Regions from separate parts of the Homo sapiens genome. Here region 2 is linked to region 1. A link is a loop called in an ENCODE intact Hi-C map of the cell type or tissue named here. Cell type or tissue: endothelial cell of umbilical vein. All regions are shown on one strand. Each heading gives the region's core, and the rest is flanking DNA. Links, peaks and the distances in the headings are about the cores only.

Region 1 (15,535 bases), core at 4,858-9,857:
TCTGGATGGAGATAGGAATATCGTGCCTTGCTGGGATGGCAGTTCTAATCATTCTCCTGCCCTTGCAAAGCTGTTTTGGGAAGTTGTTCTCATCACTGAGGTAAGAGAAATACTGCTGTGAAAAATGTCATATGTATTTGGTAACATCCACAGTCTTCCCAATGCTTTTGTTCAGAAACAAACTAAATGCCTTTTATTATCTCTTCCTTGCATATGTTGCAGCTCTTCAGGCTCAGCCAAGGGGGCCTCTGTCCTTATGCTGAAGGCAAATCTTCAAGGGAGAAAGGTGAAGGCATTCACTGGCTCCTCCCAGCCAGCTTTTCAGGCGCTGTGGCCTCAATAAGTAGAGTGTCCTTAAGCAGAAATCACATATGTAGAAGTTAGTTAAACATATAATGAATAATGATAAATTGAAATGTTTCATAGGCTCCATTCTAGCTGCATACATCTTTACCGTGCTTGTGTTAGAGCTGTTTTCACGTGTATATATGTGTGTTATTTTTAATTCAGTATTTCCATTAAATTGTAAGCTCCCCAAAGGCAAGGTGAATTTTAATGATGTAGTTATAAAATCACACAGTCCTAGTAGCATATGTGTTAGGAATATGGTTGTTAGCTGGTCGTGGTGGCTGAAGCCTGTAATCCCAACACTTTGGGAGGCCAAGGCAGGTGGATCACTTGAGGCCAGGAGTTTGAGACCTGCCTGGCCAACATGACAAAACTCCGTCTCTACTAAATTTAAAAAATTAGCTGGGCATGGTGGTACACGCCTGTAATCCCAGCTACTTGGGAGGCTCAGGCACGAGAATCACTTGAATCCAGGAGGCAGAGGTTGCAGTGAGCCGATATTATGCCACTGCACTCCAGCCTGGGTGACAGAGTGAGACTCTGTCTCAAAAAAAAAAAAAAAAAAAAAAAAAAAAAAGAAATACAGCTTTTGATCAAGAGATTAATGATGATAAAATAAATTAGACTTGAAGCAGGTTCCAACGAATTGGAAATGGTTCATTGTCAAGGTTGTCAGCTGGATCGAGATGAGCCACTGTTGGAAGTGCATTGAGTTCTTTGTTTTATGCTTTTGCTTATGGTGTATTTTCTACTTGGACCTTCCCCTCTTTGCCATCTGGAGAAATAGTCCTTGTCCTTTGAGGCCCCGTTCAAATGCTCCTGGTCCTCTGAAGCTTTTTTTTTTTTTTTTGCTCTCCTCTTTCCCGGTGGAGTTAACAAACAGCCCTTTCTTTTCTGCTCCCCAGCACTTCATTCCCATTTTAGCACTCTCTGACCACTGTGTTATCGTCAGGCTCGGGTGCCTTTCTGCCTTTCCTGCCCACCTGTGAGCTCCTCGAGGGGACAGATGACATCTGACTCATTTTCATGTCTTCCTCAGCAGATATTACAAATTCTCCAAAATACTTGTTGAGTTGGTATAGATTGTTGACTTCCTAATCGAAGTCTTTTTCTATTTGTATTTTGAGTAGGACCTGTCTGTGTTGTCGGAAGCAAAAGCGCTGTAGGGAACCATGTGATGCAGGTCCCTGCCTGTGCCTGCCGCTGATAAGGGCAGGCTGTGATCGCTCAGGCTCATCTCCCGTGTCTGGTTCCCCTTAGGAGTAAAACTGCAACTTTCACGGATGCCAGGATCAGGACCATGAATGAAGTTATAACTGGTATAAGGATAATAAAAATGTACGCCTGGGAAAAGTCATTTTCAAATCTTATTACCAATTTGAGAAAGTAAGTTTTTGTATACATTGTACCATATTTTTGTATTTTTCTATTTGCTATTCTTGTTGATGGTTTTAGAAGTTTTACTATGTTTTCACATTATGGGAAGTTCAGTACAATCCATCCCAGTCCCCACGCTTGGCAGTTGGGTTAAGTAGAATGGTAGAGAACGTTATTTTCACTTGGTCTTCCATTTACCATGTTCTTAAACAGAAAGCATGTATGCTTCTTACTAATACAAAAGTGAAATTCCAAATGTTTCTGAATATCCCAAATCCCAACAATGAGTCTAAGATGTTAGTATTTGAGAATAATGGTGTTTAAAATAAAACTATAATTTATATTAATGTAGCCAAATGGACAAGTTATAGAGACTGGGCATATCTATATTGGACCAAACTATATGAATCAGTATTTTTCATTCCAAACAGGCATGGAAATACTGTTAGTTGTGCTTTGTTTTATTAGAAATTTTGGAGGGGGCTGGGCGCAGTGGCTCATGCCTGTAATCCAAGAACTTTGGGAGGCTGAGGCGGGTGGATCACCTGAGGTCAGGAGTTTGAGACCAGCCTGGCCAACATGGTGAAACCCTGTCTCTACTAAAAATACAAACATTTGCTGGGCGTGGTGGCACATGCCTGTAATCCTAGCTACTTGAGAGGCTGAGGCAGGAGAATCGCTTGAACCAGGAGGCGGAGGTTGCAGTGAGCTGAGATCGCACCATTGCCTGGGCGACAAGAGTGAAACTCTGTCTCAAAAAACAAAATATGTATTTTTTTTTTGGCTTTTGGATTAAATATTTGATTAGTTGTTGCATTCCAGCACATGATACTTCTTATGATTTCTTGGGTAGTTCCTGGCCACCTCTCACCTTTGCACTTTTTTGTTGTTGTTGCCCAGGATGGTCTCAAACTCCTGGGTTCAAACAATTCATCCACCTCAGCTCCCAAAGTGCTGAGATTGCAGGCGTGAGCCACTTTATCTGGTTGACATCACTGCTTTTTTAAAAACCTGTACTCTCTTTCAGGAAGGAGATTTCCAAGATTCTGAGAAGTTCCTGCCTCAGAGGGATGAATTTGGCTTCATTTTTCAGTGCAAGCAAAATCATCGTGTTTGTGACCTTCACCACCTACGTGCTCCTCGGCAGTGTGATCACAGCCAGCCGCGTGTTCGTGGCAGTGACGCTGTATGGGGCTGTGCGGCTGACGGTTACCCTCTTCTTCCCCTCAGCCATTGAGAGGGTGTCAGAGGCAATCGTCAGCATCCGAAGAATCCAGGTTGGTGTCAGATGCCATTTTAAAGTTGTAGGTGCATTTGAAGTAGAATGATGTCTCCTTTTATTTAGCATCACTATGTTCCAGTGTAATGACATTTAACTCTCTCATAACCAAAACGTGCCGCCATTCCAGAATGTTGTGTGTACTTCCCTATCTTAGATAGAGCGCGGTAAAGACAATGCAAGCATTGTGATTCATTTGTTGGCAGCAACATAAACAGCAGTGGCACAGGGCTTTTGATGTACAGGTGGTAACTGCAGGGGTGATTAAAATGTCTAAGCTGTCTAAAAGCAGGAAAAGCAAATAGATTTCATCTCTTATGTTAACACCAATGAGAAAGTAGTGAGTATGAGTTGAGTATGATTCTTCTGTGGGCTGGAAGGAAAGAGCTTGCTGGGGGTCTCTGCTTCTTGGTCAGGAAGAATGGCCTCAACTTCACTTAGCTATCCCTGTTTGAAAATAAGTTCTTTCCTCTGTAGATGTTTTCCTTGTTAATTTCTGTGCATGCCTTTAGGACCTCTGCCATTTCTTTCCTGTCCGCTTTTCACTTTTTTCTTACTGTTGATGAACCTATCTCTGCCAGACTTCTTTATTTCCAATTGGTTGATTTCTACTGCCTTGCTCCATTTGTACGACTGTAACAAGGACCACTCTCTGCTTCCCAGATGGACCTCTGTGTCCTCCCATCGTGGAGGAAACAGAAGGACAAAATGGGCCTGGTTAGTTCTCTCCAGCCTTCTGTAAGGACACTAATCCCCTTCAGGAGGGCTCTGCCGTAGCGACCTGATCACCTCTTAGAGGCCCCACCTCTTAACACTGATGCTGGGGTGAACTTCCAACCTGTGAATTTAGAACAGGCATGCCCATTCAAACCATAGCATCCACTTTACACACCATCACCTTTTCCTAAGTCGCTGTCACTCAATTGCCAGGGGCAAATAATTTATATCACCAAGGTAAGGTCCTGGCACATAATGTATGCTCAAGTATTTGTGTGTTTATGAATAAGTTGAAAATTAAAATAAATTGGCTTTGTGAGAGGGCTTGGCAAGAACTTGACTGTCTAAGCTTTTCAAAAATCTGCTTTGTTTTATTCCTGGTTCTTAATAGAGATGGATGCCCAAGGACAGACTCGAGTGAACTTAGCTGACACTGGCTGTGATTATTTTTTTATTTTTATTTTTTTGGTAGGGGAGAGAATGGGGTGGGTGTTGTCATAAAAGCTAAGATTCTTTTTTATGATGAAGTTTGTTTTTTAAAGATGAGATCTTGCTGTGTTACCCAGGCTGGAGCATAGTGGCTATTCATAGGCAGACTCCCACTACTGATTAGCAAGTTTGTATTTCATAAAAAATATTACCTATAAAACAGACCATACAGGGTCATTTCTTATCCCCATTCTTTCTGACAACAGCTTCAGGTAACACTGTGAAGGGATGGTCCATGCAGGTCAGTAACACTTTTTTCATGTAGCTTTTGCATCTTGAAAGAAAGAACTTAGGAGTATACTTTGACCAGAGTATCTTTCTGAGTGTGCAGGACACCTTTTTCAGACGGAAGGGCCACATGTGTATTGTGCTGCTGTAATTCTCTGACTGCTGTTGCTGCCCCTCACCGTGATTGCAGGTGTTGGTGTGTGTACCGTGGACCAGGGCTCTTGGAAGCCTGTACATGTTATTTCATGTTATCCTCACAATTGAAGGAGATAAGCATTAGTGTCCCCACTTTACAGAGAATGAAACTGGCTCCTGTAATAGGTTAAGGAGTTTGCCTATCTTAGAACTAGGAATCTGTTCAGAACCATGATTTCTTAACCATGGTATGTTGCCTGTTGTATTAATCTGTTTTTATATTGCTATAAAGAACTTCCTGAGACTGGGCAATTTATATTGGAAAGAGGTTTAATTGACTCACAGTTCAGCATAGTTGGGGAGACCTCAGGAAACTCACAGTCATGGCGGAAGGGGAAGCAGGCACTTTCTTCACAGGGTGGCAGGAAGGAGAAGTGCAAGCAGGGAAAATGCCAGACGCGTATAAAACCATCAGATCTCATGAGAACTCACTATCACTAGAACAGCACAGGGGAAACTGCCCCCATGATCCGATTACCTCCACCTGGTCCCACCCTTGACACGTGAGGATTATGGCGATTACAGTTCAAGCTGAGATTCGGGTGGGGACACAGAGCCAAACTGTATCACCTATGTTGCTGCCTTAGTATCCTCTGGTGTGGGATATTTCCTTCAGTATTCTTTTACTCATCTAGTTGTATTCCAAAAACCTTGAAAGGTTCTCTGTTTCTTGTGGAGTCCTATTTTTGAACCCTAGGTGTAGGGCTTACCTGTGTGTGTTTCCCAGCACATGACTCGTCTCTGTTCCCACTTTGGGGTCTTTTGCTCTGTGTGGCTGGGGTGTCCTCCCTTCTGTCCTTGATTTAAGCAAATGCTACTAAGCCCTCCGGCCAGGTCTCAGGAGCCTGGTGGTACTTTTGTTCCTGCCGAGCAAGGCCAGTACGGTGCAGCTCAGCATTGATGGACACATAATGGGCACCAAATGCTGGATGGACAGAAGCAGCAACCTTAGCAAAAGTCTGGGGCCCAATACAGACCCAAGGTGGCCCAGCCTGCACTAGAAGCTAGAGGAAGGCCGAGCGAGGAAGCAGACTCGAGTTGAATATTCCCAGAACACCAGGCCTTGTTCAAGGGGGGTGTGAGGGTCCTTAACTCTGGGGAGCTGGATTTTTTTCAGAGTGGACTGGATCGGAGTCTCTGCCTCGTTATGTGTGTCCCTCTGTGCATCTCAAACCCTCTTGGACTTGGTGGACCTGCTCTTGTAAGAGAGGGGCCATGTCTGACATTAAATATAGACCCTCCTGGCCAGGCGCGGTGGCTTACAGCTATAATCGCAGCACTTTGGGAGGCCGAGGTGAGCGGATCACTTGAGGTCAGGAGTTAGAGACCAGCTTGGCCAACATGGTGAAATCCCGTCTCTACTAAAAATATAAAAATTAGTCAGGCATGGTGGTACATGCCTGTAATCCCAGCTCCTGAGCTACACGCCTGTAATCCCAGCTCCTCAGGAGGCTCAGGCTTGCTTGAACCCAAAAAGTGGAGGTTGCAGTGAGCCGAGATTACGCCACTGCACTGTAGTCTGGGTGACAGAGTGAGGCTCTGTCTCCAAAAAAAAAAAAAAAAAGAGCCTCCTGACTGGCTTCCAGGCTGTGAAACAAATGGACTTTCCTTGGGCCATGTGGAGAAATAGAAACAGTCTTACTTGGTTAATAAAATTAGTCTGTCTTCCTGGCCATTATGAGATAAATGAAGATTAAGATCAAGACCATGGGGCTTTATATGAACAGGTAATAGCTGGTGAGTACCCACTAGGTAACAAGGAGGGGCCCAAGTGCCTTATGAATACTCACTCCTTTTACTTGTGTAACTCCCCTATCATTCCCACATTACAGATAAAGAAACTGAAGCCTGAGGAGGGTGAATAGCACCTCCACGTTTTAACAGTTAATAAAAGGCTGATCCGGGGCTTTAGCCCAGGCCGTCAATCTGTCTCAGAAGTGCGGCCAGGCGCGATGGCTCACGTCTGTAATCCCAGCACTTTTGGAGGCCTAGGTGGACGGATCACTTGAGGTCAGGAGTTCTAGACCAGCCTGGCCAGCATGGTGAAACCCCGCCTCTGCAAAAAATAAAACAACAACAACAAAATCAGCTGGGCATGGTGGCACGCACCTGTAATCCCAGCTACTCTGGAGGCCAAGGCACGAGAATTGCTTGAACCCGGGAGGTGGAGGTTGCAGTGAGCTGAGATTGCACCACTGCACTCCAGCCTGGGTGACAGAGGAGACTCCATCTCAAAAAAAAAAAAAAAAAAAAAAAGTGCACATTCTTATCCCCACATGCACAGCATAACCTGAATGCAGATCTCACTTCCATGCGGCAGCCATAAAAAATAATTGGGCAAAGAGCAGCCCCAACAGGTGGTATGGCGGGGTGGGACGCAGACCTTGGGTTCTCACCAACTCTCTGGGCCTTGGTTTTATTGTCTTTAAATAAGGGGATTGGACTTAGTGTCTGGAGGTCATTTCCTATTTTGTCTCACTTATTTAGAAAACCGTCTGTATTAGTCAGAGTTCTCCAGAGAAGCAGAACTGATAGGGCCCACGTGTATGTACATGCAGAGAGAGATTGGTAGATTGATTGATAAAATTGTCTCACGCAACTTGGAGGTGACGTAAGTCTGCAATCTGCAGGGCAGCTGGCAGGCCAGAGACCCTGGGAAGAGCTGATGATGCAGCTTGAGTCTGAGGAGGACAGTCTTGAGGCAGAATTCCCTTTTCTTTGTAGGTCTTTTTTCTCTTAAATGCCTTCAACTGATTGGATGAGCCCCGCTGACATTATGTAGGATTTTAAAGTCTACAGATTTAAATGCTAATCTCAACTGAAAAACACTTTCCCATTGATACCCAGACATGTTTGACCACATATCTGGGGACTGTGGCCTAGCCAAGCTGACACATAAAATTCACCATCACAGTCTTTTTTTTCTTTTGAGATGAGTCTCACTCTGTCGGCTAGGCTGGAGTGCAGTGGCACGATCTCAGCTCACTGCAACCTCTACTTCCCGGGTTCAAGCAATTCTCCTGCCTCAGCCTCCTGAGTAGTTGGGATTACAGGCGTGAGCCACCATGTCCAGCTAATTTTTGTATTTTTAGTAGAGGCAAGGTTTCACCACGTTGGCCAGGCAGGTCTCGAATTCCTGACCTCAAGTGATCCACCCGCCTTGGCATCCCAAAGTGCTGGGATTACAGGTATAAGCCACCGCACCCGGCCCATCACACACTCTTTAATCCTCATCTCTTCTTTTGGGCTCTCCATACGTGACTTTGTCCTCATTTTCCCCTTATTATTGAAGCCATTTGTTTATAGATTTCTTTCCCTTCCTAAACTCTAAACTTACAAAAGGCAGACACAGTGCCTCATTCATCTTTATATTACGTATAGATTGCAGGTGCTCAGAAGATGTGTAAGTGAAGTCAACCTCCAGCTTCATTACATCTATGAGATTTGGAAAATGCCTAACAACTGAGCATTATTTTAGTGGGAAGTGATGACTGTCGTTCTCTGCTGAATTATGTCACACATCAGAGAGTGTGGCATGAAAGGGATCCTGCAGACGATTTTCAGGGAATTGTGGTCCAATATGCAGCTAGGGAAGAAATCCTTAGGATTTTTTATTTTTTTCCCACCAAAATGCAACTCACCTGTGTCTAAGGCTTGAAATTCCTGTTCCTGTAGATAGATGTATGCATGTAGTAAAATAAAATGACCGGCTGGGAATTTTACATTTTCCAGTGGCTAACTTTGGCAAGGTGCTCTGTGTCCAGATAAAGGATGCATCTTTGACTTGGGCAGGAAACCTTAATTTCCCCTCATGTACATAGTTTCTGGTGGGAGGGTGGGCCTAGAGTTCAGCAGTAGTGATTTTCAGTAAAGGAGAAACAAATGGCCAGGCATGACTGGTAAGAAAGCGTTGGCGCTCGTATGGTAAACTCCTTCATGGTGGTGTTGAAGTCATTGTTGGAGGTTTTGTTTTGTTTTGTTTATTTGTTTGTTTTTTCTTCCTTTAGAACTTTGTGTTTTTTCAACCTGGATGGTTCCTGTAACCCATTTAAAATTTTGTCCCCAAGTTCATCAGAATTACCTGATGCACTGATTAAAACTAAATTATTACACCTTGGAGATTCTGCTTCATCAGGCATTGGCTGGGTCCCAATATCTTTTGTTTTGTTTTGTTTTGTTTTGAGACGGCGTCTCGCTCTGTCACCAAGCTGGAGTGCAGTGGCGTGATCTCAGCTCACTGCAACCTCTGCCTCCCAGGTTCAAGTGATTCTCCTGCCTCAGCCTTTGGAGTAGCTGGGACTACAGGCATGCACCACCACACCCGGCTAACTTTTGTATTTTTAGTAGAGACTGGGTTTCACCACGTTGGCCAGGATAGTCTCAGTCTCTTGACCTCGTGATCCACCCGCGTCGGCCTCCCAAAGTGTTGGGATTACAGCGTGAGCCATTGCGCTCAGCCCAATCAATATCTTTAGAAAGTGTCCTCGTGTCCCTGAAAATATGCTGTCTTTGGGAAACCTTGCCCTAGTTGTGTGATAAAAAAACGCATGAGGTCAAAATATGTGTAGCAAATAGAAACGACGTCAGGATAACTTAAGACTAAAATCATTTGAGAGGAAGCACGCAGACACCTGTTTTGGTCTATGCTAGGCTTTTGGGGGTTAAGTTTGGAATTTATTCATTCACTTAGTCATTGACTCTACAATGTAATTGAGCACCTAGCTTAAGCTGGCACTGTGATAAATGCTTAGATACAATGGTAAGCCAATGCACAGAAGTCCTTCCTGCTGGGAACTTCCTCCTGGGAATCATCAAGTGGGGGTTAATAAATAACCACGTAATTAAAATCAGTGCTCATGTGTCATTGTCTTTGGAAGGCAATATCTGAGATGCCATGAGGTGCTTTGGTAGAGATGCCCATGCCATTGTGGAGGTGTAGTGCTTCCTGCGAAGGCTCAAGAAATAGCCTGCAGCATTGTGTGCGTGGTAGTGGAGAGAGATGGGGAAGGGTTTGGGAAGGGAGGTGGCTTGGGGCAGCCAGGAGGCTGATGCCCTGCATTTCCCTGGGGGTAATTATGTGAGAAAGCTCTTAATGTTCAAGAAAATCCACATATTTTCAATTCACCCTGGCTGCAGCCTGGGGAATGCATTGGGGGCCCAGAGTAGAGGCAGGGAGATACGTCAGGAGGCTGATGCAGCAAGCAGTCCCGGAAGATGATGATGGGATTTGGACTCAGACCAAGTAGACAGCCTTGGATAGATTTGAAAGCCATTGAGAGCATGTCCTGATTTGGGTGTGGGGCAAGAGGAGGGATTAGTCAGAAGGAGGGATCAGGGCTACTTTCGTCCTTATGGCTGCAAAATCACCTGGGTTCACTGAAATATGGAATACTAGAAGACCAGATTTGGGGATGAATTTGGCTTTGAAGACTGGGATGCTTTAGAACTGTGCAGATGTTTGCTACAAGACCCACTGATGGGGTCTGCCTGGTTCCGCCTCCTTTCCTATTTCTCTAAAAATGGAGGTTGTAAATGATGAGTGTAATGAATTGATCCAATGTTCACTTTCTTCCTTGCCTCTCGTGGATGTGTTAATGAACAATGAGAAGGTGAAAAATGGCATCAGGAGAGGAGGAATAGTTCTGCCCAATATACTGATCGGAACTAAGTGAGTCTTGACCATAGATAGACCAGAGCTTGGCAGACACATAGAGTTTAGAAAACATTGTGTTGTTAAATTTTTAAAAAATATTTTTATATTTCTATTTTAATTTTTTTATTATACTTTTTCTGGGACACATGTGCAGAACATGAAGGTTTGTTACATAGGTATACATGTGCCATGGTGGTTTGCTGCACCCATCAACCCATCATCTAGGTTTTAAGCCCCACATGCATTCAGTATTTGTCCTAATGCTCTCCTTCCCCTTGCCCCTCACCCTCTGACAGGCCCTGGTGTGTGATGTTCCCCTTCCTGTGTCCATGTGTTCTCATTGTTCAACTCTCACTTATGAGTGAGAACATGCAGGGTTTGGTTTTCTGTTCCTGTGTTAGTTTGCTGAGAATGATGGTTTCCAGCTTCATCCATGTCCCTGTAAAGGACATGAACTCATCCTTTTTTATGGCTGCATAGTATTCCACAGTGTATATATGACACATTTTCTTTATCCAGTCTGTCATTGATGGGCATTTGGGTTGGTTCCAAGTCTTTGCTGTTGTAAATAGTGCTGCAGTAAACATACGTGTGCATGTGTCTTTATAGTCGAATGATTTATAATCCTTTGGGTATATACCCAGTAATGGGATTGCTGGGTCCAATGGTATTTCTGGTTCTAGTTCCTTGAGGAATTGCCACGTTGTCTTTCACAGTGGTTGAACTAATTTACACTCCCACCAACAATGTAAAAGTGTTCCTATTTCTCCACATCCTCTCCAGCATCTGTTGTTTCCTGACTTTTTAATGATCACCATTCTAACTGGTGTGAGATGGTATCTCATTGTGGTTTTGATTTGCATTTCTTTAATGACCAGTGATAATGAGCTTTTTTTCATATGTTTGTTGGCTGCATACATGTCTTCTTTTGAGAAGTGTCTGTTCATATCCTTCGCTCACTTTTTGATGGGGTTGTTTTTTTTCTTGTAAATTTGTTTAAGTTCCTTGTAGATTCTGGATGTTAGCCCTCTGTCACATGGATAGATTGCAAAAATTTTCTTCCATTCTGTAGGTTGCCTGTTCACTCTGATGAGAGTTTCTTTTGCTGTGGAGAAGCTCTTTAGTTTAATTAGATCCCATTTGTCAATTTTGGCTTTTGTTGCCATTGTTTTTGGTGTTTTAGTCGTGAAGTCTTTGCCATGCCTATGTCCTGAATGGTATTACCTAGGCTTTCTTCTAGGGTTTTTATGGTTTGAGGTTTTATATTTAAGTCTTTAATCTATTGTCTTTCTTACTCATACTTTTCAATTTCCTTTTTTCCATGTACAGAAAATGAAGGTTTTATTGCGAAGTTTTTAGGTCTAAGAAGTTCCGTCTGTTTTTCTTTTATTAAGGAAAGGATTGATGGTCTTGGCATTAAGCAAGTCCAATAGGATTTTAAGAGATCTTATCTTAACAGCAAAGCACTGAAAGTCTTCAATGACTTCCACATCCAGTAAAATGTGTCTCTGAGGTTTTATTGTTCACAAAGCTGCTTCAGTTTTTGCCAACCGTCCACTCTGAAGTCAATCTCTTTGACTTCAGTTCTGCCGTCTGATACTTCCCCAAGTGAACTTTCTGGGGATGCACCTCATTGCTGTATTGGCAATGTCATTTCAGCTTTTTCACCCTCCTGAGTGACTAGAGAAAGTCCAGCTAGCCCCTCCAGCATCTTTACAAGCCGTTCATGTGTTGAGTGGAGTCTCATTTAACCACTAAACTATTATCATGTCTGTCTCCACTCAGATCTGTTGTTTATTGACCAGTGCTCAATAGGTTTACTGTGTGCATAGTTTTTTATTTTGAAGGTGGGGAACTTCTGTTCTGACCTGCACATACAGAATACTGAATTTGATGTCTTGGTCGTACACTTCAGCTAAAATCAGAATTTTATTCTGTCTAGACAAGGTTAAGAAGATGTATATATAACCTTTTGCTTGTTGCTGTGCTAACTGACATAGCTGATTGTTTGAATAATTTAAGCCGATCATACAGTCTGTTTATGACTGTAGCATGTATCTGTGAAGAGCTGACCCCGTGTGCAGTGCAGTGTTCATGCAGGTGAGTGTGTTTGTAAGTGCAGGATGGGGGACACATCTCTGCCCTGTACATAACTCAGTTTCGGTCCCAGCTGCAGCCACCCTGAGCTGGTTCCCAGCAGGATTAGTCTTTGAGGTGGGCCCTCAAAGACAGGGTGGGATTAATACTCAGGGAATCAAGGCAAAGGCTACTTTGGGAGTGTGACTGTCAGTGCTGCTGGGTCATGGAAGAGTTTGAAGCATGGTGGTTATTATCAGAGGTGTTTTCAGAAGATCCTTAGGGAGTGGTGTTTGGGAACGGTTTGGTTGTGATGGGGGATGCTGGAGAAGGGACCAGTGAAAACATTGTATCAGTATCACAAATGATTGCCGGTCAGTAAACTTGTGAAATTGGGTCTGGTCTTTTTTCTTTCTTTCCTTCCTTCCCTCCCTCCCTTCTTCCTTCCTTCCTTCCTTCCTTCCTTCCTTCCTTCCTTCCTTCCTTCCTTCCTTCCTTCCTTCCTTCCTTCCTTCCTTCCTTCCTTCCTTCCTTCCTTCCTTCCTTCCTTCCTTCCTTCCTTCCTTCCTTCCTTCCTTCCTTCCTTCCTCCTTTCCTCCTTTCCTCCTTTCCTTTTATTTTTTTTGACAGGGTCTTGCACTATTGCCCAGGCTGGAGTGCAATGAGGGAGGAGCCCTCATGGCCTAAATACCTCTCAATACCATCACATTGGCCATTAAGTTTCACCACCTGGATTTTGGAGGGGAAGTTGTCCAGGCAGCTTCCAAGGCCTGGAGACTGTATAGGAAGTTTCCTGGACGTTGTCACTTTCTGTTGGGCTGAACTTAAAGTCATGTGGCTACATCTAACTGTGTTGGGGGCTGGAGAGAGTGGTCCTTGTTCAAGGCTGCTGTGCGTTGGCTAAAAATGCACAGAAAATTAGAGCAGGTTTTGAGGAGAGCTGACAGTTTTTGCCACATCTACAAAATTTTGGATGGGGTGGGGGTGATCTAGGTTGTTTATTCTGTTTCTAAGCCACTGTAGCTTCTCTCACTGAATTATGCCTACCATTTGAGGAGCAAAAGGGAGTTTTCCCATATATCATTATGTTAGGTTTGTTATGGTTAACAGGACTTTGTTTTATTCAGTTAAATTGCATTGTGTAGTTGCTAACTAGTGTGGAAAATAGCAATAAGCGAGAGATTGGTCCGTTCTGCTGTCTAGGAGGGGACATTGACTAAGGAAAAAAGATAAGTGTAGGTGTAGCATGGTGGCTTATGCCTGTAAACCCAGCATTTTGGGAGGCCGAGGTGGGTAGATTGCTTGAGGCCAGCAGTTCGAGACCAGCCTGGCTAACATGGTGAAACCCTGTCTCCAGTGTAAATACAAAAATTAGCCAGGCATGGTGGCAGACACCTGTAATCCCAGCTACTTGGGAGGCTGAGGCTGGAGAATCACTTGAACCGGAGAGGCGGAGGCTGCAGCGAACCGAGATCGTGCCATGCTTTCCAGCCTGGGTGACAGAGTGAGACTCTGTCTCAAAATAATAATAATAACAATAATAATAGGTGATTGTGAAAAGAAGCTTATAAAATATGTTTTAAGAGATAGAAACCTTTTTTCTTATTTTGGTAAAGAACACTGACTTAAGTGATAGTGAATTAAGTTGTATGTCAATTTGACGTGCACGAGGGAGGAGAAGGCCAGTTGAATCTAAGTGACTGGCCAGAGCCAGGGCTGCCTTCAGAGGCTCTGCCCTGTGTTTCCTGCCTACCCTTCTGGGCTCACTTGCTTCCTGAAGGCTGGGAATGGCCTTGACTTTCATGTTGCCAGCATCTAGCGCGGGGCTTGGCACATGATGAGGATTCATGAAATATTCATCAGATCATTTCCAACCAACTCCCGTGTTCACCATTAGTAACACAAAAGTACAACAGTAGAACTATGCAGGCTGTCAATGCACTCAGTCTCAGAGCAGTATTTTCGGTTTATTTAGGAACAAGTATACTTGTTGAAAAAAATTACACAGATAGTTCCTAAAATTACAAAGATAGTTCATGGCCATGAACTCTTTACATGTTTATTTATTAAATAAATATCATATGCTGATGTGAACCGATACTTTAAATAGGGTTGGTAAAATGATCTGTAGGCTGTATAAAGTTTTATGTTACAAATTCCATGGAAGCAGTGACTTTTGTTTGTGCTTTTGTTTCTGTAATTTAAACAATCTGTGTTTTTCCCATTTTCTTTAGACCTTTTTGCTACTTGATGAGATATCACAGCGCAACCGTCAGCTGCCGTCAGATGGTAAAAAGATGGTGCATGTGCAGGATTTTACTGCTTTTTGGGATAAGGTAACATATCCTTAATGCAAGATCATGACTGCTGAAGATAATGAGTGACATTGATTTAATAGAGAATTTTGAGGTGTTACACATGGTATAAAATATGGCTTGCTTATTTACTGAAACTATGTTACAAAGATTCTCAAAATTAGGAGTAAGTTTTGCAATTAATAGAAAGTAGGTATGAAATCAGACTTAGGTATTTGACAAGTTGTATTTTATCTCATTTTCAAAAAACCAAGGAAAGTGTTACCTCGTTCTAAACTAAATGTCACTAAGTTTGGACATTGGCAACGCTGGATTTTATAGGATTGGACAGACTAGGGGTGCAGCATGGAATGGGTTAACTGCTGAGTACATTGTAGATTATTACGGAGACTTTGGGGTATCAGTGCACATTTTCAGCTTAGCGTTTTCAGGTCATCTTATTACATATTGAGAAAGCCCATGACTTGGATTTTTGCCACGGGGTTGGGGTGGGGCTCCCCTATTCCAAGCATCTGGATGTTGCCAGCTGCTTTGGTGGCAGCCCAAGGCCGAGGGGAGGCTGCAGGCCGGCGTAGCAAGCTCCATGGATTCCTGACTGAAGGGTTTCACCGTGTGGTAAGTGGACAGGTAGTTCTGGCAAGGCCACAAGGATTTTTCAACACTTGGTTTACTCATAACATTTAGGCAAATGGGACCAACAGCAGGGGCCACCCACAAGAAGTACTGAGGCTCGGTGCATCTCCTGTTATCCACAACTCCAGTGCCCTCCTCATGCTTCCAAGGAAGCAGTGGGCTCCCTGCCCAGTGCTCATAGACGCCACTACTATGGCACCAGCTTTTCATGAAGAGAAAGGCTGT
Region 2 (15,535 bases), core at 5,229-10,228, 50 kb before region 1:
TCTGATCCATGTGATTTTGCCACCCTGGCAATGCCTCAGATAATTTTAGTTGTCAGGACTTGGGATGGGGATGCTGTTGGCTTCTTGAGGGTGGGGTTCAGGGATGCTGTTAACCATCCTACAGTGCACGGGACGACACCCCCAACAAAGAGTTTTTCAGCTCCAAATGCCAGTAGTGCTGAGGCTGAGAAACCTTGCCTTAGGGGAAGGCGTTTCTTTTTTTCTTCCTTTTTTTTTTTTTTGAGACGGAGTTTCACTCTTGTTGCCCAGGCTGGAGTACAATGGCGTGATCTCAGCTCACCGCAACCTCCACTTCCCTGGTTCAAGCGATTCTCCTGCTTCAGCCTCCTGAGTAGCTGGGATTACAGGCATGTGCCACCACGCCTGGCTAAATTTTTAGTAGAGATAGGATTTCTCCATGTTCGTCAGGCTGGTCTCAAACTCCTGACCTCAGGTGATCCACCTGCCTCAGCCTCCTAAAGTGCCGGGATTACAGGCGTGAGCCACCATGCCCAGCCGGGGGAAGGCATTTCTAATGAGGTAGAGTGGGTTTTCCTGTGAGATCTGTCATTGTGTCTCCCTGCACCCAGCTCCTGCTCTCCAGAGTCCCTGACTCTGAGCAGCCTACCTCCTTCTCCACCCTGCCCCAATGTAGCCCCCAGGCCGGGCCCAGCAGCCTCCCGCAGGCAGGGCTGGCAGACTCTTCAAGGAAAACTAACCAATGATTAATAATTTGCCACACCTGAAAGTACTTTACAATGCACTATTCTTTCAATAATAAATGATTTATTGAGTGAGGCTAGAGCATCTGTTCAATCATTTACTGACCTCAAGTGACCTGCACATTCCCCTTCTCCTGCAGGCGCTTAAAGAGGGTTGCTGGGCCCCAGATGTGGGTGTTCTCTGCTGCTGCTCTTCAGCCTGGGTGGAGAGTCACTCACTCGTTCACCCCGCAGTTTTGAGTGGCTCGCCTGGTCCCTGGCCCAGTGAACACCATAAAAAAATCCTGCCCTCAGAGAGCTTTTGTTCTAGAGGGGAAAGTGACAAAGTAATTAAGTGCATTTTTTTGTATCTACACAAATAGATTGTAGTAAATGGGTAAAGAAAGTGAGAATGAGGATATAAATGATCGACAATGAGGGTATGTTTGGTTTTTTGTACACAAGGGTAGGACTTTCTGGGGATTGAGACCTGCAGGAGAGAAGATCTAATCATGGGAGAAGATGGGGAAAAGCATTTGCTCGCACGCAAGGGGACAAACGGGAATGTGGGAGACTGTCAGAAACACATCAGGCCAGGGTGGCTGGAACACTGAACGAAGGGGACCCAGTCAAGCACAGCACCCCACCATGAGTTTCATTGTTTTTCTACTGCAGGAGAGCAGCATGGCATGATATTTTTAAGAATCCACTCTGGCTTTTCTATTGAAAGATCACAGGGAAACCAAGGGTGAAGGTGGGTAGGCCAGCTAGCAGGCTGTTGGGGTCCTGAAAATTCATGGTGCCTTGGGCCACAGTGATGGAGGCAAAGGTGTAGAGAGAAAGGGTTCTTGTTGGGACAAATGGGATCTGGTTCTTGTTGGGACAAATGCACCTGGAAAGGCATGTTGGCGCTCCTGCAGGCATGTGTGGGCTCACATAAGTGAGGCTTATGTGTGGGGCATGGCTGTGCGCTGAGTTACGTGACACATGTCTTAAATTAAAGACACTCATATTTATTTCCCAGGGACAGATAAACTTTGAGCAATCTGGGAAAGCATCAAGATAACTGACTAAATTCTATCAGTTGTTTAGCCTTGAGAAGTGTGAATTACATGTTCACATGCATGTAATTCAGCTTCCAGAGCAATTCTTTGACCCCAGTGAAGCACAGTTGACCCTTGAACAACAAGGGTTTGAACTGCAAGAGTCCACTTATGTGCAGATTTTCTTTTTTTTTCTTTTTCTTTCTTTTTTTTTTTGAGATGAAGTCTCACTCTGTTGCCCAGGCAGGAGTGCAATGGCATGATCTTGGCTCACTGCAACCTCTGCCTCCTGGGTTCAAGCGATTGTCCTGTCTCAGCCTCCTGAGTAGCTGGGATGTGCACCGCCATGTCCGGCTAATTTTTCTGTATTTTTATAGAGACAGGGTTTCACCATTGTTGGCCAGGCTGGTCTTGAACTCCTGACCCCAAGTGATCCACCCGCCTCGGCCTCCCAAAGTGCTGGGATTACAGGCGTGTGCTGCGCCCGGCCTACGTGCAGATTTTCTTCAGCCTCTTCCACCTCTGAGACAGCAAGGCCAATCCCTCATCTTCCTCTTCCTCTTCAGCCTATTCAATGTGAAGATGATGAGGATGAAAACCTTTGATGATCCACTTCCATGTGTATCTTCTCCTCAATGATTTTCCACAATGATTGTCTTAATGGCGGTTTCCTTTCTCTAGCTTACTTTATTGTGAGAATGTAGTATATAATACATAGAGCATACAAAATATGTGTTCATCAACTTTATGTTACTGGTAAGGCTTCCAGCCAACAGTAGGCTATTACTAGTTAAGGTTTTGGGGAGTCAAAAATTAATATGTGGTTTTTTGGTTGCACAGGGGGTTGGCACCCCAATCCCTGCATTGTTCAAGGATCAATTGTATATTATTCTCTGTGCTTCTTGGTGCGCAAACTTAAATGAGTAGCTTCAGATGCTCGCTTTGTTAAGGAGTCTTATTCCTTAGTCTGGCAAGTGCTTATTTGAGCTTGGAAGCAAGAGAGAACTATGTCATCTCTTATGAGAGATGAAGTTTAATCGTTTGGAAGAAAGCGCTTGATTTGAACAGGCACTAATTAATGTCCAGATTTTTTTTTTGATTTTTCTTTTTTCTTTTTTTTTGAGACAGGGTCTCACTCTGTCACCCAGGCTGGAGGGCAATGAGACGATCACGTCTCACTGCAGCCTTGACTTCCCAGGCTCAGGTGATTCTCCCACCTCAGTCTCCTGAGTAGCTGGGACTACAGGTGCCTGCCACCACACCTGGCCAGTTTTTTGTATGTTTTTGTCGAGACAGGGTTTTGCCATGTTGTCCAGGCTGGTGTCAAACTACTGGGCTCAAGCAATCTTCCTGCCTCAGACTCCCAAGGTGTTGGGATTACAGGCGTGAGCCACAGTCCCCGGCCAATGGCCTGATTTTCAGAGGATAGTCAACATCATACACTGATGGGCTCAGAAGGATCTTGGCAACAATGAGCCCTGCATCTAGCAGGTGGCCACACGGGCCTTGCTGACTATATAGTATGGCATCTCTGGCTAGTCGTCAGATCCTTCACTTGCTAGTTGCAATGAACAATGCTTTCATCTCCTTATGAGTCAGCCGCATAACTTGGGCTGCAGAAATAATTAATATCCTACTCACTTAGCCGGGCATGATGGCATGCACCTCCAGTCTCAGCTATGCGAGAGGGTTGCTTGAGCCCAGGAGTTTCAATGAGCTATGATTATGCCGCTGCACCCCAGCCTGAGTGACAAAGTGAGAACCTGTCTCTTAAAAAAAAATCTTACTCACATTTCTTCATTTTATTCTGTTACTAAATTGTGTACAAATATGCCAAGTGCATCTTTTTTTAAGGAAGAAGACTAAGATGGCTAATCATGCACAATGGCTGTAGATGCTTGGTACTGGTTGTCGTGTGGGAAAGTGCTGGGAAGATGGGATTATAAAGTGAGGGCCCTGTGAAGAAGTGAAAGGCATGGATTAGCTGGTGGGAGAACAGGGAGACAAGAAGGCTGTGGATGAACCAGAGAAGGCTTTGAAGCTCCGTAGTAGGAAATCTCTGAGGTGCCTATGGCATGGAAGGACCCATGTTGAACCCAGAGTGCAGGTGTGGAGGGGGGTTGGGGGACCCGGAAGAGAGGTGGACAGGGTCCACATTGCCTGTTGCTTAGGTTGACATAGAAACAACAGGTAGTAGAGTGAAGCGGGAAGGGATGAGAAAATGGGCTTTGAGCGTGTTTTAGGAAGGGAGGAACGTTAGAGGAAAAATAACAGAAGATCACAGCTTTACAGGTGCCACCTGAGTTTAATTTACTTGGTCATGGGCCGAGATAAGCTGGGTTGGGACCATGTTGAGAACACCTGTGGTGTGGGTGCTCTACCCTCACGCGAGATCCATTCCAGCGATGCCTGTGTCTGGTGATCGTTGAACTTTAGTGTCTGGTGATCGTTGAACTTTAGGGCATGGAGAATGGCTATTTTGGACTACAGAGAATGGGAGGAGATTGAAGAAATCAGGTGTGTCGGGCTCCCCTTGGAGCCAGGCCATGGGAAACTTTGTAAGGACAGAGGCCCTGGTGAACTTTGGAAGGATTTTGTTTTCTTTTAGGCATTCAGGTTTTGGGGTCTGAGCAGAATTGCTGGAGTGTTACACGAGAAGTGTGCTGGCGGTGGGCTACACCATTCCTTCCTCCCCAGCACTCAGTCACTTACCTACGAGAAAATGCACATTTGCACTGGTGTGTGTCCTTGCACCCTCTTTCTGAAACCCATTTGCAGAATCCAGGCCTTTAGGAAACTTTTGCTATTGCAGACTTACTTATATCTGTAAATTATTTAATATTTATATTTGTAACTGAGAAGTTGATATCATGGACTCGTAATGGATTTTGGAGTTTAAATATGTTAAAATAGGTAATTTTTACAGGATGTGTTCATTCACGTGACAAATCTGGGTGACTTCTATGTGCCCAGCATGTTGTAGGTGTGGGTGGCTTAGCAGCAAACAACACAGAAAAACCCCATCCTTGTGGAGCCTAGATGCCTCCAGGGGAAAACATGATTTCAAAAAAGTGAAATATAATAGCCCTTCTAATGTTGACAGGTGCTGAGTAGAAAATTTAAGCTTGGGCAGGGGCAGAGGGTGAGCCTTATAGGGTCAATGTGACTGTTTCTGGATATACTTTGCATGTTGAAGTAATAGGACTTGGATGGCTTAGATGTGTCCTATCAAAGAGTGACAAAGAAGGGATGGGCTGCAGAGTCACCTGAAGGTTTTCTTTTCTTTGGAAAATCTGGGCAAGGGGAAAGATGTGACGGCTGATAACTGAGAGGGAGAAGCCTGGGAGGAGCAGGATTTTTTTGTGGGATGAAAAGGTGTTCTGTTTGGACATTATTTAGTTTGATATGCTTATCAGACACCCAAGAGGAGGAGGTGTTGAATCAGCAGTTGGTTATGAGTCAGGGGTATTGTATGTGCCCTTAGGCACTAGCAATGTTTTTTGTGTTTTTTTTTAAGCAAAATTATGACCATCATTTCAGAAAACTATTTTATATATATAAAGAGGTTGAAAGCTTATTAAGACTAGATTTAGAAAAAACATATAATACTCTGAGAAATTCTGTGTGTAGTGTCAGGTAGAAAGTAAAGTGTTACCAGTTCTGTTTATAAAACCCCCTTTAGGCCAGGCGCAGTGGCTCATGCCTATAATCCCAACACTTTGGGAGGCCAAGGTGGGGGGATTACTTGAGGCCAGGAGTTTGAGACCAGCCTGGGCAATATAATGAGACTCTATCTTTACAAAAATATACTTAAAAAAATAGCCGGGCATGGTAGCACGTGCCTTGTTATCCCAGCTACTTGGGAGGTTGAGGTGAGAGGACCGCTTGGGCCTGGGAGGTTGAGGCTGTAGTGAGGTATGATTGCGCCACTGCACTCCAGCCTGGGTAAGAGAGTGAGACCCTGTCTCAAAAAAAAGAGAAAAATCCACTTTATACAAAAATTTGCATGAGAGTATTGCCCACATTTGAAGGAACACTTAACCTTCCATGTATTATGTTTATATGGAGACTTGTCTCTGAAGATGGATTTTGGAGTTTATATTAAATTTGTTTTTGTTTCTGTGTTGTTTTTTTTTTGATGGGGTCTCGCTCTGTCGCCCAGGCTGGAGTGCAGTGTGCAGTCTCGGCTCACTGCAACCTCTGCCTCCTGGGTTTAAGCGATTCTCCTACCTCAGCCTCCCGAGTAGCTGGGATTACGGGTGTCCTCCACCACGCCCGGCTAATTTTTGTATTTTTAGTAGAGGCGGGGTTTCATCATGCTGGCCAGGCTGGTCTCGAACTCCTGACCTCAAGTAATCCACCTGTCTCGGCCTCCCAAAGTGCTGGGATTACAGGCATGAGCCATCATGCCAGGCCAAATTTGGGGATTTTTGGAGGATGTGCTCATTCATGTGACAAATCTAGGTGCCTTCTATGTGCCCAGCATGTTGTTGGCTTAGCAGCAAACAACACAGAAAAACCCAGATGCTCTGGGGGGAAAACATGATTTTTAAAAAAAGTGAAATGCAATAGCCTTTCAAATGGCGACAGATGCTACAGAGAAAATTTAAGCGTAGGTAAAGGCAGAGGGTGAGCCCCATGGGAGGGTCAGTGTGCAAAATGGAAACTCAGCATCATTTCTTCAATGGAGCTGTTTTGGAGAAAGCCCGGGGCAGTCATGGTTGGCCGTGCACTAACCTTTCTATCGTGGAGGCGTGGGGAGGGGAGAGGCATTCTCAGGTGTTTTCCTTAGAAACACAGGAAGGTGAGGAAGAACAGTGGAAACTGAATGAGGAATAAAAGGCATTCAGATTTAAAGATACCAAGATTAGAAGTTCAGAGTCTAGGGTGGTCACCAGACAGCAGATACTGTTTAAAATAAGTGTTGAATTCCTGGCACCAGAATTCTAGTCCTTTACTATTTTGTGGCTTCCAAATAGAGAAAGTTCATGGAAGGAAACATAAAGGTCATCTAGTTAAAGTCCTGTGTATCTATTTCACTCTCTTTATAGATGTACAGTAGTCCCCCCAGTCCGAGGAGGCAGGGGAACTACCCTCATTGAAGACCCTCACCTCAGTGGCTGCCTAAAGCCGTGGATAGTGCTGAACCCTACTGATTTTTTTTCCTACTTACACATATCTTTGTTGGTTTGTTTGTTTTGTTTTTGAGACAGTCTCGCTCTGTCACCTAGGCTGGAGTGCAAAGGTGCGATCTCAGCTCACTGCAACTTCTGCCTCCCAGTTTCAAGCAATTCTCCTGCCTCAGCCTCCCAAATAGCTGGGATCACAGGTGCCTGCCACCACGCCTGGGTAATTTTTGTATTTTAGTAGAGATGGGTTTTCACCATGCTGGCCAGTCTGGTTTTGAACTGCTGACCTCAGGCAATCCACCTGCCTCGGCCTCCCAAAGTGCTAGGATTACAGGTGTGAGCCACCACACCTGGCCCTACTTACACATATCTATGGTAAAGTTTAATATTATAAATTGAGCACAGTAAGAGATTAACAATGATAATAAAATAGAATAATTACAACAATATACTCTTCACCATTTCGTTGATAGAAGGTTCACTCTTAAACCAGATCTCAGCAACCTCAGCATACAATTTTTTTTTCCTTTTCTTATTGGCTTGAGAACCTTAACCTTTTCACATAAAGGAAGGCCTTTGTGGCTTCTCCTTGGCATATCCAAATGGCTAGCATCCTTGTACTTGCTCTTTGGGGGCCATTATTAAGTAAAATAAGGGTGACTTGAACACCAGTATTGTGATGCCATGACAATAGATCTGAGCGCCCAGGGTGGCTACTAAATGACTAAAGGTGGGTGACGTCTGTAGCATGGAAATGCTGGACAGAGGGAGGATTCCCATCCTGGGTGGGTTTGTGGGAGATTTCATCATGCTACTCAGAATAGTATGCAATTTAAGCCATAGGAATTATTTCTGGAATTTCCCATTTAATCTTTTCAGTCAACTGTGGGTAACTCAACCTGTGGAAAGCGAAACTGTGGATATGGGGGGATGACTGTATAGCATCGAGAGACACAAGTGAACTCCTTCAGTAGCCTGCCACAGGGGATTTCATTCAACCTGCCCTTAGCCTTCCTTGTTCTCTAAACTCTCAGCTTAGCTCACAGCTTTGCTGTCTGCAGGTCTGAGCACAAACCTGCCTTCTCGCTTACCTCCTGGATCCCGTGATTCCAGGCCTAAGTTCAGGAGGTATACAGCAGAGAGGACCTTCCCTCCCTAGTCTCTTCTTTTAGTATTGTTTATTTCTAATAAAGTTGGGGGAAACTTTTCTTCTTTGATAGACTATAATTTTAGGGTTATGCAAATGCATAATCCATTGAAAAAGGTTTTATTAGGCTTGGCTTCTGAAGAATATAAAATTTTGAACTTGTCCATTAAAGAGAGAACAATCTTGATTCAATGAGTATCAAGTAATGAAATAATTATTTTAGTTCCATCATGGCCAGTTGTTACAGAAAGGTCAGGAAAGAGGAGGAGAAGAGAAATAGAAAGGGCCTTTAAGGAGGCAGAGAGGGCTAAAAGAGAGCTGAAAGGGGACAAAAGGAGAGAGGGAAAGAGAAAGTGAGGGGATTTACCAAAGATAAGTTAGCTTTTATTTCCTCCTTTACTTGTGGCTATGGGGAACATGAAGCTCATAGAAACTGAAGACTCAGGTCAGGGTCACAGAGACAGGGAGCTGGGACCTGTGTTTTCCCTCTTATACCACATTAAGAAACCACTATTGGCCAAGCTTGGTGGCTCATGCCTGTAATCCCAGAATTTTGGGAGGCCAAAGTGGGAGGATCACTTGAGCCCAGGAGTTCGATACCAGCCTGGGCAACATAGAGAGACCTGGTCTCTATCAAAAATAAAAATATTAGCCAGGCACAGTGGCATGTGCCTGTACTCCTAGCTACTTGGGAGGTAGAGGTGGGAGGATTGCTTGAATTCAGAAGTTTGAGACTGCTGAGCTCTGATCGGATCTGAGTGAGCTCTGATCGCTCCACTGTACTCCATCCAGCCTGGGCAACAGAGTGAGACTCCATCTCAAAAAAAAAAAAAAAAAAAAAAAAAGAAACCAGTATTCAGAACTTCTCAAATCCTTGGGGGAAAAAACAACAAAAACTAAATGCCACCACCACCAACAATAAATAACAAAACTCTCTACTAACCCTTGTCTAAGACTCCTGCTTGCTGGAAATGATGCTGGGGGTTGTGATCCTGGGGTGGAGAATGTCTCTGTATTGCTGAAGCTGATGGCTTCCTGTGTTGGGCATTGAGCACGACTATGCTATATTGAGTTTGTATTGAATTTTACCCTAGATCATTGCTCAAGGTACTCTACCCATCTGTCTTATTCAATAATACAATCATTCATTCTTTCCATAACTGTTTATTGAGTATCTATCACATACCAGGCATAATGGGGATTCCAAATAATATGGCAGTAGTCATTGCCCTGAAAGCATTGTACTCCTAGTAGGACAGTTAGGAGGGAAGCGATGCTGCTGTACTAAGTATTGTGGGAGATAAGGGGGAGAAGAGACTAAGTCTGAGGAGAGAAGGGCTACTGGGGCAGAACTGGGTGGAGGAATGGCTCATTTGGCAGTGGTCTGGAATTGTTGACTAGACCCCCTCAGGGACACATTGGTATTAAGGAGCCAACTGACTTAGATTTCCATGTATAAAGTCCTTACATAGATGGTCAAAGATAATTTAGTCTCTTGTCAAAGTTGACTTTTGTCATCAGGCAAAAGCCTTTAGCTCTTGCTGGTACCCACATCTTTTCAGCCCAGCTTTTTGAGATCTGGGCAATGAGAGAGAGTAGGAGGGTCCTTGTTAAGTCCTTACTGATTTGTGTCATCCTCTAATAGAAGCTTTGGGTCTCTTCTGATTGCAGATACTTTAACTCAACAGTGGCATCCCTCCTTGTTAATATTTCTAAATGTTATGCAGTTAACTGTTCAGCCTGTGGAACAGAGTTACCATTCTCACTTTCCTTAATTTTTTAACTTCCTGGAGCCAGTTTTATTCCCTGATTAAAAAAACCTCTTTAGTCCAAAAAGACACCAGTGAATTTTACTTAGAAGTCCTTGCTGAAATATACTGTATGAGGTTCTGCTGGAAGGGAGGTCTCGGGCATGCAGAGGTCATCTCAGGCATGTCTGGGAAACCCACCTAAGTTGAAGCTGGACTGGTTAGGTTACAGTCTTCTGGACACATTTTGGAGGAGGTGAGGAGAAAGAGGTGAGTTGATGAGTTCTTCTTGCCATTGGGTTAATTAGAATTGCTAGTTTGGATCAGCAGGAGGTTTCCGGAATCCTGAACATAACTTGGATACCCCTGCAGTGTGTGCTCCAATCTTACGGGGCATTGAAAGCCCACCATTTCACTGCAGGCAGAAGCCACCAGGCAGTGGGTTCCCCATGGGAAGGGCTTCCTAGATTAGACAATCCCCATGTTAAAATAAAACATGCCTATTAAAGGTGACACATGGCCAGATAAGACAGCCAAGATGAAAGAAGTTTGTGTAATTGAGTAATTGCATCTATCAAAGTTATTAGAGGTTTCCTTATAGGGCACAAATATGTTTCTTCTTCTTTTTTTTTTTTTTAGACAAAGCCTTGCTGTTCTGCTCAGGCTGGTGTGCAGTGGCGATCACAGCTCACTGCAGCCTTGACCTCCTGAGCTCAGTCCATCCTCCCACCTCAGCCTCTGGAATAGCTGGGATCACAGGCTTACACCAGTACATCTGGCTAAATTTTAATTATTATTTATATTTTTTATTGTTTTGAGATAGTCTCACTCTGTTGCCCAGACTGGAGTGCAGTGGCATCGATCTCAGCTCACTGCAACCTCTGCCTCCCAGGCTCAAGTGATTCTTGTGCCGCAGCTTCCCGAGTAGCTGGGATTACAGGCATGTGTCATCACACCTCGCTAATTTTTATATTTTCTTACTAGAGATGGGGTTTTGCCGGGCTGGTCTCGAGCTTCTGGCCTCAAGTGATCCGCCTACCTCAGCCACCTAAAGTGCTGGGGTTACAGGCATGAGCCACTGCCCAGCCTTTTTCTTTATAAGTTTTTAGTAGAAGTGGGCATCTCACTATGTTGTGTAGGCTGGTCTCAAACTCCTGGGCTCAAGCCATTCTCCCTCCTCAGCCTCCCAAAGCTCTGGAGTTACAGGTGTGAGCCACTATGCCTGGTGCATGTTAATTATTATCATTTAATGATTAATGATGTTAATTATTATCATTTAATGATTAATAATGTTAATATCATTTAAGTGATTCCTAATGGATGACCATTTTGATTTTTCTTTTTTTTTAGTAAAAAGAATCTCAAAATATTTGAATAAGTTCTTTCTGTCCTCTGCAAGATTACTATTTTGTCCTTTCGTAACTAATAAATAATTTGTACCTAGATAATTTTGGATTATGTAAATGTCCCATCAAACCTTCACTGACTGGTTTTAGCTCCCATTGAAAATGTTTTCTAACCTCATCATTCTTTATCTGAGAGTTTTTCCTTCTTACCCCATTTATGTCTCAGTAAGGATTCGTGGATTCTTTTGTTATTCAGTGGGTTAGAATTCATTGCTGTCATGATTTATTTGGATGCTTCCATTATCACAGACTTGTCTAGTGGGACCCCGTCAAGCTGGGTCCTCTGTTCTTTGGGCCCATCCTCTTGATTCCTTGAATGTTTCCTTATCGTATGGTATCTCATGGGCCATCTTTTTCTGCCCCAGCCTTTGAATCAGCTATTTCTTCAGGAAGCTCTGGTTCCTTTTAGATAATAATGGTTTTGGAAACCAAGATCTGGGCACCAGCATGCTCTCAGCTACTGGTGTGTCATTGCTTCTGGGGCCTGTCTGTGGATAGAGCTAGGGACTGTGTGTGTGTGTGTGTGTGTGCACATGTTAACTTTTCTCTCTCTAGCTCTATATATTCATATCTGTCTGTCTATATATAGCTGTATGTATTTTAAAGGTAAGTTTAAGCAAAACCCATGGAGGTAGGAGTCTACTTAAACACGGATGTGTAATTCTGGATATATGTCTCTTTTCTCTTGTTAACAGGTGGCTCAATCCCTTGTTTAAAATTGGCCATAAACGGAGATTAGAGGAAGATGATATGTATTCAGTGCTGCCAGAAGACCGCTCACAGCACCTTGGAGAGGAGTTGCAAGGGTAAGTCGGAGGCAGTAAAGTGGGCATTAAGGAAGCGTGGGTGTCTGTGTGTGGGGAGTGGGTTTTGCCTTCCTGGGTCCTGTCTGGAGCCTCCGTTTACCCTTAAGGTGAATATGTGTCACCTTCCTCAGGCTGCCCCTAGGCTCAGCCTACCATGGTGGCCTGGGGGAAACTCCTGTTGCCTGTGCCTCCGTAGAGGTCAGGGGAGCCAGCACCAAAGGCCCGAGATGCCTGAGGTCTGTCCCTCTAGGTGGAAGTGTTGTGGTTGGAGGAGGTTGTCTGGCTTATCTGTGCTACTGATGGGGCTTCAATCCAGTAAAGCTTGGCAGTAACTTGTTTCCCCAGACTTCCCCTCAAGGCCTGTTTTTCTGATGCTCCAGATTCTGTACCACACATAACCTTCAGGAGCCCTGGGAGCAATTAGTAGCATTTATGAAATCGTCACAAAATGCCCTGTCTTAAATGCATACCTGTCACTCTGCCATCTCCCCTGTTTTATATTGTGGCAGGGTTCACTCTTATTTACGAAGCTTTTTCCTCATTGTAGGTTCTGGGATAAAGAAGTTTTAAGAGCTGAGAATGACGCACAGAAGCCTTCTTTAACAAGAGCAATCATAAAGTGTTACTGGAAATCTTATTTAGTTTTGGGAATTTTTACGTTAATTGAGGTAAAAGCTTTTACATACCATGAATTGTTTTTCAGGACACATAGAGTAAATGTGCTCGCCATTGACTGGTGCTGTAATGGATGGGGGAACAGAAGGGAGAAGTGGCCAGATGGGGTTTGAAGGTATTTTAAGGTCTAAGGATTAAACATGTCTAGGAAGTATTAGGTAGTTAGTTCAGTGAGCGTATTTATCCAGGTGAATACTTAAGTGACTGAAGTTCAAGGTCATTATTGTTTTTCTTGTAACCAATTAAAATGCAGTGTCATGGAAGAAGAGTATTTTATTCTATGGTAGGACAATGTTGGTGCTCGGTAAATGTTTTAAATGCTAAGAGTCACTCCTGGTCAAAAGAGGATCCTACAGCCTTGAGGAGTGCGTGCCCTGTGGTTTAGAGGAAGTGATTTTGGATCGGAGCCCAGAATAATGTAAGACATTTTACAGGTGCTCAACAAATAATTGTTCACCAAGCCAAATCTGATAATTGCTCTTCTGGAGAGGTATTGTCACCTCTCCCCTCTCGGGGAAACAGAGCTGAGGGCCTTGCACCTGGGCTGGCGGTGGTGCCCCAGAGGCTGGAGCTGGCTGAAGCACCCAAGAGCTACCCCCTCCCAGTGGGCCCAGGTGCTGGGAGCCAAAATCCCCTCTGGGAAGAAGGTCCGAGGACTGTGCACCCAAGGGGATTCATCACACCCATCCGGTGTGTCTTCCTTGTTGTCGGAGTGGATTGCTGGTTGGAAGGTAGAGTCTTGGTGCCTGGCCCTGCAGAGAATGTATAAATGGACATTCCATGAAAAATCAAAGACAGCCAGAAGGGCAATAACCTCTGTTACCCCGAAGGGCCTCTCTTGAGATCTGCAGAAAGACAGTGTTCTGCCTAGGCACACTGCCAGGTAGCTTGTCCGTTCTGGTCTTTGGCCTGCTAGAGGAGATGCAGAGGGTCCTGCTGGGTGACTTGTGTCCTCTGTGCTACCTTAGGGATGTCAGTGGTCCATTAAAGTTAGAGGGGTGGATGTTGCTGTTGTTACAAAAGGGTGGCTTTAAATGCAGGATGGGGAGTTGTCACGGTGCATTTTGTTGGGAATGAGGTGGGTGGGGGGAGGGGGTTGGTTTGTATGTGGGGGGGTTTGCTCCTGTTGAACATGCTTTTTGTTGTGGAGGGCACGGTGGGCAGTGGGAGGCAGGTAGGTGAGCTCTGCCCTACACCAGAGGAATCTGTCAGACAACAGGGGACTGGACGGTCCTGGGAGATGAATGGTCTCATTGGTGACAAAGGTGTTTTGGCCAGGGTGCCAGATGGTGAATGCCACCTTTGAGAGGGTACCCGCCCTGCCTGCATGCTACTGTGGCTTTGTGGCAGATGGGGTGGACATGCAGAATAACCGGTGGAACTGACTTGAGGGTGGAAGAGGGCTAGGAGCCCCTCAGGTTCTCCCAGCCCCTCTTCAACCTGTGCTGGGGTGTCCCAGCGATAGTGTTTCCACATGGCCCCGATCAGTTTCAGTTGGAAAGAAATAGAATGACAAGTCGGTGTCAATGTGGCCAGTGTGTGCAGGATTTCCTGGCCCAGTTTGGCTGTGCAACCTCAGAGAAGTTGTCTGGTAGCCATGGAGCCTCTGTAAGTGTCTAAGGCTCATGCCAGGTGTCTGGTTAGGTGTAGTGGGAATCAATGGCCTCACATAGGTTTCGAGGCATGCCTCCCTCAGCTACTTCCATTTCTCTAGTTTCCCTTTGTCACCAGCTGCTTATGAAATTGAAAACAGGATGATTTAGAAGGAACTGAGCTTGTCATGCTCAGGGCTGTCCATGCTGTCATGGGCTGCCAGCCACTTGGGGTGGGGTCTCTAACCCACAGATGGTGACTGGACTACAGTGAGATTTGGGTAAGCTTTTGGGAGAAGCAGGCACAGAAGTAGAGGCTGTAGAAGCGTGAATTTCTCCTGAGACTTGAGGACAGGCCCCACTCTGGTGCAAGGAGCATGGTAATCTTTACTGCTGGTGGGCATGTGGGAAGGGGCCCGGATCGAGGGGAGCTTTAATATGGGTACAGTTGGTGGAGAGCTGGTCTTTTAGCGGGGTGGTTATTGGGCAGTCATGGCAGAAAAGTAGGGAGTGGAGGACCTGGCAAATATGGGGGCTCATGCTCAGTACTGCTTAGCAGCAGCAGTGCTAGTAGAAGCAGCAGCAGGATTAGTAGTGGTTGGTACTCAGTAGTAGTAGTAGCAGCAGCAGTGATAGTAGCAATAGTTGTAATAATACTGACAGTGAGTACTTGAAAAATACTATGTACCAGGAACTGCTATGATTTCTTTCTTTCTTTCTTTCTTTCTTTCTTTCTTTCTTTCTTTCTTTCTTTCTTTCTTTCTTTCTTTCTTTCTTTCATGTTATTTTATTTTATTTTGTTTTTTGAGATAGGGTCTCACTCTGTTGCCAGGCTGGAGTGCAGTGGTGCTATCTTGGCTCACTGCAGCTTTGGCCTACTGGGCTCAAGCAGTCCTCCCAAGTAGCTAGGACCACAGGTGCACGCCACCATGCCTGGTTAATTTTTGTATTTTTGTTTCACTATGTTGCCCAGGTTGGTCTTGAACTCCTGGGCTCAAATGATCCTCCCACCTTGGCCTCTCAAAGTGCTGGGATTATAGGCAGGAATCACCATGCTCAGTCAGAAGGCATTCTTTTAACCCTACTTTTGGGAAGAGGACACTGGGTGCCATGTAGTTATATAATGTGCCTAGGGCCACACAAAGTGTAAATGACAGAGCCCAGATTCAGTCTCAGGAGCGCTGACTTAGGGACCTAACCATCTCCAGACTGTCGTAAAGGTGTCTTGAGAACTCTGTCTTCAGAGTATCCAGCACATGCTTCTTGAACTTGGCCTAGGGATAAGTCA

Evidence for each region. Peaks named below come from ENCODE experiments on the same cell type or tissue, not always from the same donor. Only the 100,000 strongest peaks of a DNase experiment are listed, where the experiment ranks them.
Region 2: it touches region 1 in a loop (2.2-fold over the local background); 5 of 110 quality-filtered maps call a loop at or near these places.

What each region holds. Positions count from the first base shown.
Region 1 is chr13:95,193,999-95,209,533 of GRCh38, reverse strand. It overlaps ABCC4 (ATP binding cassette subfamily C member 4 (PEL blood group)), which reads left to right. Exons shown (of 31, transcript NM_005845.5): 6 at 1-100; 7 at 1,609-1,734; 8 at 2,753-3,002; 9 at 14,597-14,698. Among named protein-coding and RNA genes, the nearest start is that of SNORD13G, 8.6 kb to the left of the region's middle. RefSeq lists enhancers at 1-146, 5,111-5,611. In endothelial cell of umbilical vein, for the core only: no CTCF peak of the experiment used is centred there; DNase peaks (open chromatin) are centred at 4,943 and 7,183; H3K27ac peaks cover 2,319 bases.
Region 2 is chr13:95,244,088-95,259,622 of GRCh38, reverse strand. It overlaps ABCC4 (ATP binding cassette subfamily C member 4 (PEL blood group)), which reads left to right. Exons shown (of 31, transcript NM_005845.5): 2 at 11,870-11,980; 3 at 12,528-12,648. Among named protein-coding and RNA genes, the nearest start is that of SNORD13G, 42 kb to the right of the region's middle. RefSeq lists an enhancer at 14,571-14,650. In endothelial cell of umbilical vein, for the core only: no CTCF peak of the experiment used is centred there; no DNase peak of the experiment used is centred there; H3K27ac peaks cover 513 bases.